Regions from separate parts of the Mus musculus genome. Here region 1 is linked to region 2. The links are chromatin loops, found by intact Hi-C in ENCODE. Cell type or tissue: heart. All regions are shown on one strand.

Region 1 (8,000 bases), 76 kb after region 2:
GAGCATTCCTCTGTGTCCGCATGTTTGTGCAAACATTTCCTTAGGATGAGTTCTCAGAGCTGGAATCACAGTTCATAGTAACCACCTATCCCCAGACAATGCTCAACCGAGAACAGATTTTAATGTAGACTTAGAGCACATGCTAGCTCGGGTACTGTAATATGGCTAAAATGTTGAAACCAGATAAAAACCCAATTTAAAAGGAAAATCTGAAGAATTCAGAAAGATGTTTTCCATATCCCAGCAAGTTGGACATGAAGATTCTAGAATACAATGTTGGCTTGAAAGACAAGACATATCCTATTTTTAAAAGAGATTTTATTAGTTATTTAGTCAAATGAGATATAAAAGTTAAGCAGGAGATGAGCCCATATTTGCAAAAACTAACTTCCTCTAACGTTAAAGAAAAAGATTTTATTTAAAGGTCTGGTTTAAGAAATACACGTCCATTATAGAAAATGTTGAAAGCATATAGATAAAATGACCCTCAGGATCCAGTAAGGACATAATAACCGTACAGTGTCTCCGTTCTACATGGTGTTATTTAAGGCAATCTTCTATTCTTCTCTCTCCTATTCCCTCCCTGGAAAACATGGTCTGGGAAGGTCTTGCTGTGACTTCCAGACTGGTTCTTACTTGCAACCCACCCTGCGGAACTTTATATATAAACCCACAGCCCACCGGGAGGCATGCCAAGGCTTACATTGCCCCTTACAGTAGGGGGCCGAGTCCATGGTTTGCCTCCTCTGGTCACAGCCAATGCCTCTGTAACTCCGAGGGCTTGTCCTGCCAATCAGTCACCTAACCAGTGACTACATCTCCAGTGAGTGGCAGAGCTTGGCTAGGAAGCCATACTTGACTCTTTAGATCTGGCAACAGGAAGTTACGAGAAAGATTCCCATTGAACCCTCTAACTTAATCACCTCTTAGTAGTCACAGAGAGGCGTCATGGTTGCTTAAGACAGCAGCTAGCTAGTGATGAGGTAGATCTACAGCAGGCTTCTGCCTTCAGGCCGGGGCTCACCCAATCTGTCCCTACGGGTGTTTAATGAGATGTTCTCTTGTCCGATGTCTTCTGCTTAGTCAAATGTCAAGCAGGAATTAAAATCCTAGAAGTGTAGAAAAGGAGAGACAGAAAGGACCCTTAAAAGGCTCCCCGGGCCAAGCCCTGGCTTTCCAGTGCTGACTCTCGGCTTCTTTTCTTCCCTATTCTCTGATCCTCACACTACTTCCTCTCTCAGCGATTAGAGATGCCATGGCTAAAAGTTACTTCCTTCTCTGACTTTGAGCGTGTGGAGAATTTACAGGCTGTCAAAGTGAAAGTGAGATCGAACAAGGGTTGGCATCCTGAAAACACCCGGTAACAGATGTACCCTCTGTGAATTGCTGGATCACAAAATAACCAAGTTGTCCCGGGTTCCAAGGAGGCTCTCCACTTGGAACCCAACCTACCACTGCCAGGAGCTTCCGGAAAGAACCTACGGAAGGGTGTCTCAGAAAAGGGTACCAGTGTGGCCTTCGCAAGTCATCTATCCCTCTAAGATGCAAAGGTAGCAATTTTCGTTAGCTGGCTGCTTCTCCACAAATCAGCTAGAACCCCAATACAAATTGTCAGTCCCTTATCTGGCCGTGTCAGTTTCCCCATCATCCACATCCAAAAGATTCGGGCCCTCCCCCTATGATCACTACCTGGTGCCATGGAAATCAGCATGTGACCGCGGGCTACCTTGATTCTTCAGCGGTTCCAGGGTCCTAGGGCTAGCCTTATCTGATGAGAAGGGAAGCAAGCACACAGGTGGCAAGTGACTGCTTCTATCGACTAGTGTGTGCCCGATAACGTTCACGGAGGGTAAGACATGGCCCCTATCTTCAAGTATCTCACAGAAGGCAAAAGCAACCGTGTGCAAACCTAAGCGCAGTCACAGAGATGTAAACAGGAGCCAAGACGCTGAGAAGGGCGGGCGGCTTCTACGGCAGGGTGAGGCAGCTGCGAGGGGAGGTAATAGAACCGGTTTTAAAAGGCTAGTGAGACCAGTCGGGCAAAGGGTGACGGTGGGAAAGCCAGGCAGGAGGGTCAGCATCCTCAACCCCAGCAAGGAGAGAGAAACAGTCCAACGTTGCTGGAATACCAAGTGCAGGGCAGGAAGTGGAGGGCGTTCAGGCTGGAGCGGTGGGCCTAGCAAGGTGCAGCAGGCAGCAAGCCCGCGCAGTTCTCTCTGCCCGGGTACCCGAAGGGCCGCTTACGCAATTCGCGAGTGATCGAATTTGGGCGCCCGCGGAGAGGCTGTCAGTGACGGTCGGTGGTGGCGCCGCCAGCCCCCCGCCCCCCTCCCCAGAGCACCTGTGCGCCTTCGCAGCCGCCAAAGCAGCCGCAGGCTGCGCCGATCCACCAGATCTCAAAGCGGGCCCCCGGCCAGCGCCGCGCGGACCCCCGACCCGGACATCCCCGAACTCGCTCCGGTGACAGCGCCTGTGGGCGCCGTGGCGGCTGCCTGCGCGCCAGCGGGCGGGGAGCGGGTTTCTCTGCAGTCACCACCAGCTTTTCCCGAAGAGCAGTCCCCGCGGGCCTCCCCGACCCGGGGCTGGGGACGAAGGTTGCCGGGGAGTTGGGGGTGGAGGGGTGGGCACCAGGCCCGGCGCGGCGGGGAAGGGCCGGCGGCGGCGTCTTGGGGCTTGCGCAAGGCGCACTGCCGAGGTCCGTCCTCCCGGGCCGGCGCGCGGCAAAGCTCTCGGGCGCGCGGGGCAAGGGCAGGGGCGGCGCGCGGAGCCGCTCGGGGCAGGAGCGCGAGTGGGCGCCAGGCCGCTCTCATTACCTGGCCAGCGTGGTTTTTCCCGAGCCCGGGAGGCCGCGCAGGAGGTAGAGGTGTTTCCTAAAGCTGTGGCGGCGCGGAGGTGGCCCCCGAGCGGGCGGCGGCCGAGGAGGCGGCTGCTGCTGCCGCTGTTGGAGGCTCAGCCTCCCGAACGATTCCAGAAAACTGTCCTCCATGGGGAGGGGGCTGGCGGCGAGGGCCCTGAGCTCCCTTCCTGAAGTCACGGTCTTGGCCAAAGCTGTTGTTTTTGTGACTCTCCGGCCATGTGATAGATGGAGGGGCGGGCGCTCGGAGCCCGGCCCCTCCTCCCCGGCCCCGCGAACCGCGGGAGGGGGCGTCTCTACCTGTGAGGCCCCGGCGCTGCCGGGGAGTCTGACAGCCCGGGGAAGCGTGGGTGACGCAGCCCCCAGCGCTCCCTCCAGCCCCCCGCCGCCTTCCGCAGCCCTTCCCAAGGGAAGGGGCCTGGCCCCGGGGACACAGTGGGAGGTTTCCCTGCAGTCACTGTGGAAGCCCAGCCCTCTGCCACGGCTCTGCCTCATCTCACTTCAGACCGGCCTAGACCTTGAAAGTAAATACTTTCCGTGGGAGATTAGAGAATGTGACCAGCGCATCCGAGCAGTCACAGTAAAGACTGTTGTCTCCCCTACTGCCTGTGAATCAGTCAGCACCTGGCTGGGGTCCCAAGGACTGAGGTACACTCCTTCAGGGTCCTGTACGTTTCCTTAGTACCGGTACCGGCCTGCCAAAACTATCCTTAAAAGCTGTATGCAACTTTTAAGTCTCTTGTTACTCCTTGGGTCTCGGGTGGACTCAGGAGGCTTCATGAACACCTTCCGCTGCCACATAGCAGGGGAGATTGTCATGGTACCATTTATATAAAACCAAATTCAAGTTGCAGGAGTTGGCAGCACCCACTGGCTGTGACTCTCCAGTATTTCCCTTTAGAAGCAATAGAATGGTCCTGGTTTTCAGAATGAAACTGTTCAAAATTTGCATACTAGAAAATCTGAGATATTGGTGGCTTTGGCTACAATTGTTGTAAAAATCAAAACATTTTGTGTCTGGCACCTAAGGTATGAGCATTATGAGAAGGAAGTGTGGAGAAAGAAGTAGTGTCTTTCTAAGACTCAGAACCTATGTCAAAATCAGAGATTTCCTGATGAGCGCGTTAGGAAGGGGCTGTGTACAAGGAGGGAGGACAGCTGCCTGTGCATCTCGCTGGCTTTGGACTTCCCCTGGGTTGGGGTGTGGAGCAGTCAGGTTGCTCCCCCGGGAATTCCCCTCCCGGAGTGAAGCTACTTCTTTAGTCCTTCTTTCTGTGTGCACATTAAGAGGAAGCACGAGGAATGGAGAAGACACATTTGTCCTAACAGCAGTGACCTTTAGCTTGTATACGTCCGGGTTCACATTTGAGGAAGTGAATCTCCTGCACCCTGAGCATACCCTTAGCACACGTTTACAAACGTGGTTCCCCTCAGCCTCAAATACTTTCTTTTTCATTCCAATCATCTGCTGTCCAGTAAGAAACATGGAGCATTTGGGGTGTGGATGGTACAAAATGGGGTTAAAGGGCTCGATTTGGCAGCACCTTAAAGTGGATGCAGAGCAGATTAGCATGGCCCCACAAAAATTCATGAAGTGTTCCATATTTTGGGGGGTCATGTCTTTCTTGTTGAGTATAGACCTTAACCTTGTTCACCCATTGATACCTGTTTTTCTAGAATAAAACAAAACAAAACAAACAAACCCTAAAATGTGTGGATTTTTTGTTTTTGGTTTTGGTTTTGGTTTTTTGGGGGGTTTTTTTTGTTTTTGTTTTTGTTTTTGTTTTTTTGTTTTTTGAGGTTTAAGGACTGAGGAGATAGATGGCTCAGTAGGCTAGAGTCTTAGAGTACAAGCATGAGGGCATGAGTTTGAATCCACAACCCCATGTAACAAGGAGGGCATGGCTGCACACGTAACCCTAGTGCTGAGAGGAGTGGAGATGACTGGCTTGGCAGAGCCCATTGATCAGCAGCTCCAGCTTCAGTGAGAGACCCTTTCTTAAAGGAATAAGACAGAGAGCATAAGGGAGACCCCTGATGTCCTCTGGTCTCTACATGCATGCTGCACAGCCTCATATGAGCACATACACTCACACCCACTCACACACAACGGAGAGATAGCTCAGGGATCAGGACTGGTGTTTGGTTCCCAGCAGCTACATGAAGTGGCTCACAAGCACCTGTAACTCTAGTTCCAGGGGATCTGTTGTACAGGGCTATCCTCTGGGCCAAACAACCCCGTTCGTTCTTGAGGTATTTAGCTGGTTTGGCTTGCACAAATCCAAGCCGGGCTGGTTGATAAGGAGAGCCACTGGACCCTCAGCTCCTTTCTGCCTGTTGAATGCAACTCTGTCCTAACTACATGCAGTCTGGGGACAAGGGGTTCCCATCTATGCAGCAATGGGAAGGCCCTCATCTGTCCCTGCTGGGTGAAGACTTTCTGGTGTGGCCTTTCAGGTGAGGACCACTCATGCCCTAGAAGGTAATCACTCATCTATGCTGTGTAAGAAAGCCTAATAAACTCACTGCTTCTCCAGAGTGACCTCTGGTGGAATCATGTCTCAGTTTGTTGTTTGGCCAGGAAGAAAAGGAATAAAGATGTTGCTTATGTCTCCCTGAGGGAAGAAATTTTAGCAACAGGACCCAAAGCCCTTCTGGCCTCCTAATATGTGTGGCATGCATACACTAAAAAACACACACATACACACACATTCACACACACACAAATGAAGACTTAAAAAAATATAAGCCAGGCATAGTAGCATATACCTTTAATCTCAGCTCTTGGGAGACTTGGACAGGCAGTTCTCTGTGAGTTCTTGAAGCCATCTTGGTCTACATAGTGAGTTCCAGGACAGCCAAGGCTATGCAGAGAGACCATGTCTCAAACAAACAAAAGAAAAACAAAATAAAAACGTACACTGCATGGTCCAGCATGACAAACAGTGAATGCCGCATTGTATGATCACTTTGATGGAGAGGACAAACGGAAACCAGGTGCAGTGTGCTAACACTTGGGAACTACTTGGGAGCTGGGGAGGGCAAATCTAAAACATCTCTTAAGCACAGAAGCCCAGGGCAGCCTGAGCAGCGTGCGTGACTCCGGCTTAACGGAACAGAAGAGAAATAGGGAAAAATCATCTGATAAACCATTTGGGGGAAATGATGTTTTTCTAAATGTTACATTTCAATAAGATGTGGAGAAACAAAAAGCACAGTGCAAAAGAGAAGCTGGGCAGACACATCCTCTATACAAACCTGATAAGAATGTCCTACCTGGCCTCACCTCCACTCCAATATGCCCCACGCCCCCTACGCCAACAAGCCCCACCCCCACTCATTCGTGGGCGTATGAGTTTCGAGGGACCAAACTCAGCTCTATAGCATGCATTCCATCATTTAAAGCACATCCCTGGCACAATATGTCACTCCCCTGCTGTCAGACATCTCCCCAGAGGTAAGGACTGCACCCAATGTTCACCATAGGTGCAAGGAAACTTGGTGTGACGGCACGCGTTTTATGAAGATACCATGGAGGAGAGTAGTCCTAACCCGTTTTCCCAGAGCGTCTTTCTGGAAATTAGAAGGTGATAAATGTAGAGAAAAGTATAGAAAATTGCAGCATTCTAGATCCCAGCCTAAGCCTTGTGGCCAGTGAGTCAGTAAGCATTATTAAATCATAAGGACGGTCCAAATTGGTGACTGCCCTCAGTACGCCCGCTGTTAAATATTTCCAATACTATCCCTAGGCACGGCTATGGCAGAGTGGCTTCTAACATAAAAAGCCACACATTTTGCTGTTTACGGCACCAAAGAAAGAATTTTCCAGATGCCAGTCTCCTCCCTGCCTGTCAGTCTACCGATCCTCCTAACTCTGCCTCACTCTGCCCTCTTCTAGATGCCTGAGGGAAGCTGTGGGAGGCAGGTTGAAGTTAGGGAACCACAGGGCTGCTTTACATTAAATTAAGCACATTTAGTCTTAGTTACTTGGGAGACCCAGGCAGCAGCTCTGAAAGTTCAAAGCTGCCTGGGGAACTTAATGAAATACTTATCTCAAAACAAGACTGGGGGAAGGGAACAAGGAAGGAAAGGAGAAGACCACGTGAGCTCCCTAGCGTGGCGCAGATCGGTGCCGCCAGAATCCTGTGATACTGGCTTTGATTTTCTCGGCCTTTCGGACTTGAGTGCAAGAAGACAAGTGCAGGCCACAAACCGTGGCTCAAGACCTCCAGTCCAGCAACACACACTCAACCTGTACAGGGTAAACACGGAGGAGACACTGGGCCATCTGAAGAACGTGGTAAACCTACTACAGATGGCAGGTTGAAGGCAAGCTTGTAACTTCTGCTCTTCCTTGAAACCTCACTAGAGTACAAAGGAAGCTACTTTGGGGTTTCTCCAGAAGCCCCGGCTGTTTTGTCGTTATCACATTAAGCATAAGCTGCGGAGGGGCTCATAGCAACGGGATTCTAGAAACTAGACAGCAAAGGGTCAAATGCGGATTGATTTGATCAAAAGTGCCCTAAACGATAGAGAGCCAAAAAGCACAACTCATCCAACATACCCAGGACATTCGGGCACTGGAAGGTGAGAAGCTGTGGGTGGAGCTTAGACTGAGGGGAGTTCAGAGTCCAGTTAGGAAACAGAGGTGAGCACAGGAAGTTCCCGACTCCTCCCCCTCCCTCCAACCCCCACCTCTCCACCCCTGCTCTGAGGGATGGGGGTGTACAGTAGAACCCCACCACCACTACCACCACACACACACACACACCTGCTCCGTGAAGGTTATTTCATGGAGCCCGTCAGCCAAGCGAGTTGCAGAGGAAGGCAGCATGTTAGGAGTTAAGCAAATGCCTGCACTGAGCTGTGAGGAACTGAACAATTACTCTTATTTCTTCAAACTTTTTTTTTTTTAATTTAAGTACAACTATGTCAAAATAGGACAAAATACTAATAGTAACTGCCAATTAATTATATTGTAGTTTCTGTGATCTCTGACCAAATTCCTGGAGGTCAGATAGTCTGAGAACTCTGAAAACACTTGTTTGTTGATATAATATAGTACAAAGACAACTATTGCTTTCTATTCTGAGTGGAGGAGGGGCACAGTAAGGAAAACATGATGTCTGCAATGAGGTGTACAGAA
Region 2 (8,000 bases):
ATCCCAGTTCAAGGCCAGCCTGGTTCACATAATAAGTTCCAGGCCAGCATGAGCTACATTGTTAGGCCCCATGTCAAAAACAGACATCAAAAAAGTTCAAGACCACCCTCAGTTATACCAACATGAGGTTCATGAGACCCTAACTCAAGAAAAACAAGAAGAAAGGAAACTGGCTAGATTTCCAAAGGGGAATGGCTATACTGAAAGTAGTTGATAGTATCTATACAGAAATAGCCTGATAATAACTTTGAAAGACATTGTCAGTTGTTTTTATGAAAGAGTTTAATGTCTTGACAGAAATGCAAGCCCTGACATCTGCAGAGATGGCAGAATCCCTTAAAATAACCTTAGGATAGCTAGGTATGATGACAAGTTCCTTTAATGCCAGCACTTGGGAGGAAGAAGCAGAGATCTGAGGGTTCCAAGCCAGCCAGGGCCACCTAGGGAGACTCTGTCTCAGAAAAAGAAAAGCAAAACAAGACAAATTAAAAAAACTGGTCTAAAGAAGTGGTTAATTAAACCTAATCTATACTTTTAACTTATACAAGAAGTAAAAGCTCACCAAGAACATCAGCAAGAAAGAATGTCAAGATTTAGTCTCAGAACAGCCCAAGTAGGTAGAAAAAAATAAAAAATAAAATAAAATAGGAGAAATTTCTAGCATAGATGAGGAGACCCAAATTTACCCATGACAAAAAAAAAAAAAAAAAAACTAAGAAATTAAGTTTATCCCAGTATTTAAGGCACAAACTGTCGCCTAATTATAGACCTGCAAGATTAAACTAAAATTTTTACTAGACACCGCAGAGGTTTTCATTGTGTTGAGATGGCTGGGGTCTCACTCTGTGACTCCTGATGTCTTGAACTCACTATGTAGACCTGAAACTCACAGATGTAGCTGTTTATGTCTCCCAACTGCTTCTTCGTTTTTGAGATATGTGTAATGTTAAGTTTCAAACCTGGGACAAGTGCCTGAGGTGCCTATTTAATAAAGCAAAACAGACCTGGCTTCCAGGTACACCCAGCATTCCTCAGTCCCTAACTATTAACCAAGGTAAGGTTGACACACCCTGAACTCTCCAGCCCAGGTCTGGGCTTCCTATACCCCAGAGGCTCCTCCCTAAATCAGACAGTTTGGTGCCCCTACCCCCCACGCCCCCTACCCCCCCTCCCACCCCCGTCTCTCCCCCCTTTGCTCCTTTTGTTTCTTTGGTCTTTTGTCTGCTGTAGTAGATTCTCTTACTTCCTTCCTCTCCCTGCTCCCCACATGGTTCAGGGTCAAGACCACTCTGGACTCACTCAGATTTGTCACTGCCTCTGGGTATGTCTCCCTTTTTTCTACAATAAACTTTTTCTTCTACTATACCTAGGGGCAGTCATATCCTTTCCTTCCCTTTTTATTTCTCTTTTTCATTCATGTAAAGGTCTTTTTATGGAGCCTAAGCTGGTCTCAAACCCCATCTTTCCCCTCCCAAGTGCTGCAGTTGCAGAGTTATATACTACCACCGCTGGTAGTTATTTATTCATTTAATCATTGACTTTCACACTCAAATGGAAGTGTCGATATAAAACCCATCCTCAAGCCGGGCGTGGTGGCACATGCCTTTAATCCCAGCAGCACTGGGGAGGCAGAGGCAGGAGGATTTCTGAGTTCAAGGCCAGCCTGGTCTACAAAGTGAGTTCCAGGACTGCCAGGACTATAGAGAGAAACCCTGTTTTGGGAAGAAAAACAAAAAAACATCCTCGATGCCTGTCAGCATCTATGCCAAAGAGGTGGAAAGATCTCCCACTGATGCGCCTGCACCTTCCAGGCCTCCGTGCCCCTCCCCCCACGCATGCCCCACCTCTCACACTTGCTTACCTTGTTGGTACCTGAGATACACCACACATAAGCACTCTCCCATCTCCTCTTACAATCTTTACAGTGAAAATAGCCATATTTTAGTTCCAAAAACTGAAAAGAAATTCAAATGGAAGTATTTTATTAACGGGGGTCAGGAGAAGAAGAGTGTAGATCCTTGTTTCGTAATTGATGGCTTAACGCAACAGCATCTACTTCTTGGACCTTGCTTTCAGCTATTCTCTACAGAGCCGTTAATTTAGCTTCTAGGCTCGCAGCCCTAGGATGTTTCCTGTCCATTTCCCGCAACACCAACAGCAACATCTCCAAAAATAAAAATCTAGGTTCACCTTTCACACACTCGAAGCTTACTGTCGGCCTCATCTTCACCAGAAATAACGACAAGACTTTTTAAAATTAGGCTCCATGCCTATATTACCAAAATTTGAAAAACACCCAGACCATGTAAACAAAGTACATGCTTCCAGAACGCCACCTTCCTCGCCCAAGAAAAGGTAGAAATAGCACTTACCGATCTGGAAATGGAAGGAGGGAGGACCCTGCTGGTGGGGGGCTGAGCAGAGAGAAAGAAGCCAGCTAAAAGCGGAGCTTCCCAAATGAGCTCTGCGCGTGCACATACCTGCTTTCCCTTCCTGTCCTGAGGGCTGTGGGCATATTCCTCCCCCAATTCCTTCAGCCGTGGGAACTGCTCCTCACGATCCCGGCTCCATGTAGGTAGCAGCAGCTGACTGGCCTCTGTAGGTCCTGTGAGCTCCTCCTGGCTTTCCTCGTCTTCCCCATCCTGGGGTCGCCGGATCAAGGCTCTCCGCCCTACTTCCCAAGCTTCGGTGGGCTTCCTGGAGCTGGTTCTGTCCGAGAGGGAGCTGCTGTGGAGGGTCTGTGACCCCTGTGAGCACTGCACTGACTTGTCCACTCGAAGGCTCACCTGTACGCCCACCTCCGTGGTGTGGACACTGCGTAGCCATAGACTCAGGTTGGGGTCCATCTGAGTGGAAACGGCCTGAAGCTGAGCCCTGTTGTAAGGGTTCATACAGGACTGCGAGACATTTGCTGGTACCCTAAGCCTGGCTAGGAAAATGGGAGCTCCCATATTCTGTGGCCAGTTTTGCTGTTGACAGTGTCTCCAGGGGCCAGGGTAGGTCAAAGGGTCTGTGGTCCCATAGCCACAGGGAACACAGAAAAGACGCTCCATTTGAGGGGAGGGGGGAGTTTCCTCCCTCACCCTCCTCTTCCTCTTTGTAGATTTGATTCGGGTTCACCCAGGTTTCTTAATTTATTCCAGAGCGGGAGCAGCCAGTTAGCTCCCTAATTGAAGTCACCTAGGAGATGACTAATTGTTTTCCCTACCTTTCCAATCAGCAGTGCTCACTAATTTTTTTTCTCTCTCAAGGTTGTTTTTCATTTCTGACTTCTTCACACATGCTTTAACTAGTAATTTCACTCACTTATTCTCTTGGTGACGACTTTGTTGATCTGGTATCAGTGGGTGAGGATATAAATTAGTATAGGTATTATGGAAACTAACACGGAGTCTCCTCAAGAATTAGCAATTGGCTGTGCTGTAGTGGAGCCTTTAATCCCAGCACTTGGGAGTCAGAGGCAGGTGGATCTCTGAGTTGGAGGCAAGCCTGGTCTACAGAGTGAGTTCCAGGACCGCCAGGGCTACACAGAGAAACCTTGTCTTGAAACACTTGCCATCAAAAATAATAATAATAATAATTAAAAATAAAGATTTAAAAATAGGAGGGCAGGAGAGATGTCTCAGTGGTTCATATTGCATCATATTGCAAAGTGCTCATAGCAACTTGGATTCCCAGTCACTGGGTGGCTCACAAACACCTGTAACTCCAGCTGGTAGCTGACATCCTCTTCTGGATATAACTTACACTCACGTACATAGACACACATTCACAGGCACATACATACTTTTTTTTAAAGATTTATTTATTTTTATTTATATGAGTGCACTATAGCTGTCTTCAGACACACCAGAAGAGGGCATCGGAACCCATTACAGAAGGTTGTGAGTCACCATGTGGGTTGCTGGGAATTGAACTCAGGACCTCTGGAAGAGCGGTCAGTGCTCTTAACCACTGAGCCATCTCTCCAGCCCACACACATACCTTTTAAAACTAGATAAATATATCTTTTAAAAGACATTTTCTTATTTAACATATATCTGCATGTATACCTGCGTGCCAGAAGAGAGTTCAGATCTCATTATAGATGGTTGTGAGCCACCATGTGGTTGCTGGGAATCAAACTCAGGACCTCTAGGAAGAACAGCCAGTGCTCTTAACTGCTGAGCCATCCCTCCAGCCCTATCCTTTTTTTAAAAAATAGAACCACCGACCTAGCAATCCCATTATTTGTATGCATATGCAAAGAAAGTGAAATCAATTAAGAGATTCTGCCCTCATCCTCATCCAAGAGTCAAACTCTGGAAGCAACCTACATATCAGATGACAGATGAGTAAAGAAACTGCCATATAAATGGGAATTTTAATCAGTCATTGAACAAGAAAGAAAAAGCATGTGTGGTGGTATAGGCCTTGTCATTCCAGAACCCAAAAGGCTGAGGCAGGAGACTCACAAGTTCGAGACCAGCCTAGCTACACAGCCAGAACCTGTTTTGTTTGTTTGCTTGTCTGTTTTTGTTTGGGATGAACCTGGAGGACATTATGTTAAGTGCAATAAGCTATACAGAAAAAAGATTTTATTACATGACCTCATATGCAAAATCTAAGAAACTCAAATATGCAGTCACCAGTAGAGGGTGGTATTGGTCAAAAGGCATAAAGGAGCAAATCCAGAGTCTAAGGCACAGTAGGATGACTATAAATAGTAACTGTTGTAAAACACAGCTCTCACCTCAAAAGGAGTCAGAGTCAAACCCAGAGGCAAATTTGAGCAGTCATGGCCCTAAAACCACAGATTTAGGTTTACCCAAAATTCTATGTTCCAGTGTGGACAATGTTTCATGATGTATCTACACTAACAGAACAAAGAAAGTCATAAATCCAGGCATTTAAAAAAAAAAAAGTGAAGCCGGGAGTGGTGGCGCACGTCTTTAATCCCAGCACTTGGGAGGCAGAGGCAGGAGGATTTCTGAGTTCGAGGCCAGCCTGGTCTACAGAGTGAGTTCCAGGACAGCCAGGGCTATACAGAGAAACCCTGTCTCAAAAAACCAAAAAAAAAAAAAAGAAAAAAAAGAAAAAAAATGCACTGATAGGACTGGAGAGACAGATCAGCCATTAAAGGCTAGGCTGGAAACCAAAAATTACTTCAGTGGAAACATCAGAGAGACGGGTGACAGACAGGGAGAGATCTCAGCTGTAGGCCTCTGATGCTATTTGATAGCATTCTTGGACCTTTGGTTCATATGGTTTTGTTAATATATTCTGAAGGGTTTTTCTTAATGTTTGTTAGGATTAAAGGCACTACACCATAGAGGTGGGTAAAGAATACACTTTTAGCCGGGCGCTGGTGGCACATGCCTTTAATCCCAGCACTTGAGAGGCAGAGGCAGGCAGATTTCTGAGTTCGAGGCCAGCCTGGTCTACAGAGTGAGTTCTAGGACAGCCAAGGCTACACAGAGAAACCCTGTCTCGAAAAAAAAAAAAATACACTTTTAGGGACCTAATGACAGCAGGCAATACATTGTAATTAGGCTCTGAACCAGCAATATTCCAAACTCTTCACAGTTACCGAGTTTTAATCAACAACCTTTGTAGACACAGCTTTTCCCCCTAGAGATTCTCATCCACACAATATTGAACTGCATCCTACAGATTTGCTAGAAGAGATTTGATACTCTCCATCACACACCTAGACATAGAAGGTAACTCTGTGAGGGTATGACTATACTAACTGTAAGACTTTTATTCAGTATTTACAATATATATATGACCATCAAGGTGCAGTGCACATCATATACATTTTTATGAAAATAATAGATTTAACAGATAATGGATTGAATTCAATAATGCTTGGTAGTTAACAATCTGAGTAGCTGAGCTCAAATCATACAAAGTCTATTAGAACAGACAGACATGGTTGGGAGGTTCCTTGTACCAAGAACACAAAACGTAGTCATGAGCTGTTAAAGGCCAGGAGGGTGTGATACTGAGCTATCTTTCAGGGGGTGAAATGTGTCAAGGCTTCTCATTATTCCACTCTAGTGAGACACCTCTCTCCTCCGACTTCCCCGGGGGAAGAAGCAATTTTTTTCTTTTCTAAGTAGAAATTACTGTGCATTTTATTGTTTGAGTGCTTTGTCTGCATGTACATCTATCTGCACGCCAGGAGAAGGCATCAGATCCCATTACAGATGGTTGTAAGTCATCATGAGGGTGCTGGAAATTGAATTGAGGACCTCTGGAAGAGCAGCCAGTGCCCTCAACTGTTCAGCTGTCTCTCTGGCCCCAATATGTTTTTTTTCCAAGACAGAGTTTCTCTGTGTAGACCAGGCTAGCCTCGAACTCATAGAGATCAGCCTGCCTCTGCCTCCCAAGTGCTGGGATTAAAGACATATGTCACCTTTGTCTCATTTTACAAGCTAACAAAACCAAATGGATTTGAATCTAAATTTAGAACGTCTACCAGGCTAGTTTTTACCCACTGGACAATGCTAAACACTTCATAGTATTGTTAGAAACGTTCAGCAAGCAGTAGTTTATTACTAGATAATATCATAGGCCTCTTCTTTGCTAAGCAGACCTACATCAAAAGTTTTAGTATTTTTTTACAATAGTGATACTTCTTGCTAAAACTAAGGATTACAGCTTACCAGACAAAATTGATACCAATAAACCAAGCAGACTTTTCTCAATCGTCTTTATTGTAGTGCTGAGTATCTAACCCAGACCCAGAGTCTCTACTATTGAGCCAGATTCCCCAACCGCAGGTCATTGTTTTTCTAATCCAAGAGGACCTTTTAACTGCTTAATCATGTTCTGGAAGCAGCAAGGCCTCTAAGATCTCTTGTTGGATCCAGTCGAGGGCTTTCTAAAGTTCAAACTACAAACCTACAGTAAGCCATGCACTGGGCTTGTTACTCAGTAAATTCAGGGGAGAGGTAATAATGTTTCAGTTTTCTAGGCCAGTTTCTGGAAAAGTCGGGAAATACGGTGATCGCATCCTAAAACCTGCAGAAAGGAGTACTAATATTGCAGGACTGCTATTTAACTGCGTGCGTGCGTGTGTGTGTGTGTGTGTGTGTGTGTATGAGAGAGAAAAGAGGGGGAGGGGGAGAAGGAGAGAGAACACTTGAGCCCAGGTCCTACCACCCGTCCTCAATAAGACAATTAAAAGCGCCAAATTAAAAGTGTAAAGCTGAAAGATTTATTTAATGTGACGACATTGAGAAGAGGGTAAAGAGATCCAAAGAATCCCTTCCAAGTCTATCTTCAGGGTTAAAGTAAACAGAACTCCAAGAACCCCGAAGATACAGAAAAAGAAAGTATAAACAAAATTTTAGGCCACAGCGGGAAACAGACACACACACATATCGTGAGGGGAAGAAAGGAATTCGGCTGGGGATGGGCGAGCACATGCTAGCCGGGAACAGGCACAGAAGGAGCTGCTCGCTGACTTCCCGGTGGCACTCGCGCCGCGTCCCCGTCGCGGGGTCATGACGTCACGGGCAGAGCGCGGGCTTTTCGCGGGAGCGGGAGCCGTGAGGCGTTGCCGTCAGTCAGCTACCGCTGCGGGAGCGGAGCGGGTCGGTGCGGCCGGGTGTGGCGGGCGTGCGCTCCGGGGTCGTGAGGCCGTGAGGGACGCGCCTGACACCCCGGAGGAGCCAGTCGACCTCCTTCACGGCCACCCGGAGCAGCTGCCCCGGTGCAGCCCGCGGCGTCCTCCCAGAGGGATCCGGCGCGTCCAGAGTCCGCGGTAGCTGCCCCGTTCTGCAGTCGCCGGATTACCTAACGTGTGTGTCTCGGCTCCCTGATTAGTCAATGTGAATAATTCTAAATAACGTTAGGTTTGTCTTGTCATTGACTCCCACCATAGCCACTTTCGGGTGCTGTGATGTATCTAGTAGCCACTTGGTTGGAAGCACAGTTATAAACTGTCCCCATCTTCATGATAAGTTCTGCTCTTGTCCCAAAAGATAGGCCTGAGGTAGGATAAGCTTCCA

Evidence for each region. A loop is a pair of places that touch in the nucleus more often than their neighbours do. Peaks named below come from ENCODE experiments on the same cell type or tissue, not always from the same donor. Only the 100,000 strongest peaks of a DNase experiment are listed, where the experiment ranks them.
Region 1: it touches region 2 in a loop (2.1-fold over the local background); 4 of 42 quality-filtered maps call a loop at or near these places.

What each region holds. Positions count from the first base shown.
Region 1 is chr5:150,591,451-150,599,450 of GRCm38, forward strand. It overlaps N4bp2l1 (NEDD4 binding protein 2-like 1), which reads right to left and starts at 3,075. Exons shown (of 5, transcript NM_133898.4): 1 at 2,814-3,075. The coding sequence starts at 2,986. In heart, no CTCF peak of the experiment used is centred here; DNase peaks (open chromatin) are centred at 1,301, 2,581, 3,111 and 4,121; H3K4me3 peaks cover 2,775 bases; H3K27ac peaks cover 1,573 bases; H3K27me3 peaks cover 2,334 bases.
Region 2 is chr5:150,515,107-150,523,106 of GRCm38, forward strand. It overlaps Zar1l (zygote arrest 1-like), which reads right to left and starts at 3,053. Exons shown (of 4, transcript NM_001159693.2): 1 at 2,481-3,053; 2 at 1,862-1,954. The coding sequence starts at 3,053. Brca2 (breast cancer 2, early onset) reads left to right here and starts at 7,515. Exons shown (of 27, transcript NM_009765.3): 1 at 7,515-7,790. In heart, a CTCF peak has its summit at 4,635 (motif pointing right); a DNase peak (open chromatin) is centred at 7,505; H3K4me3 peaks cover 1,257 bases; H3K27ac peaks cover 1,366 bases; H3K27me3 peaks cover 492 bases.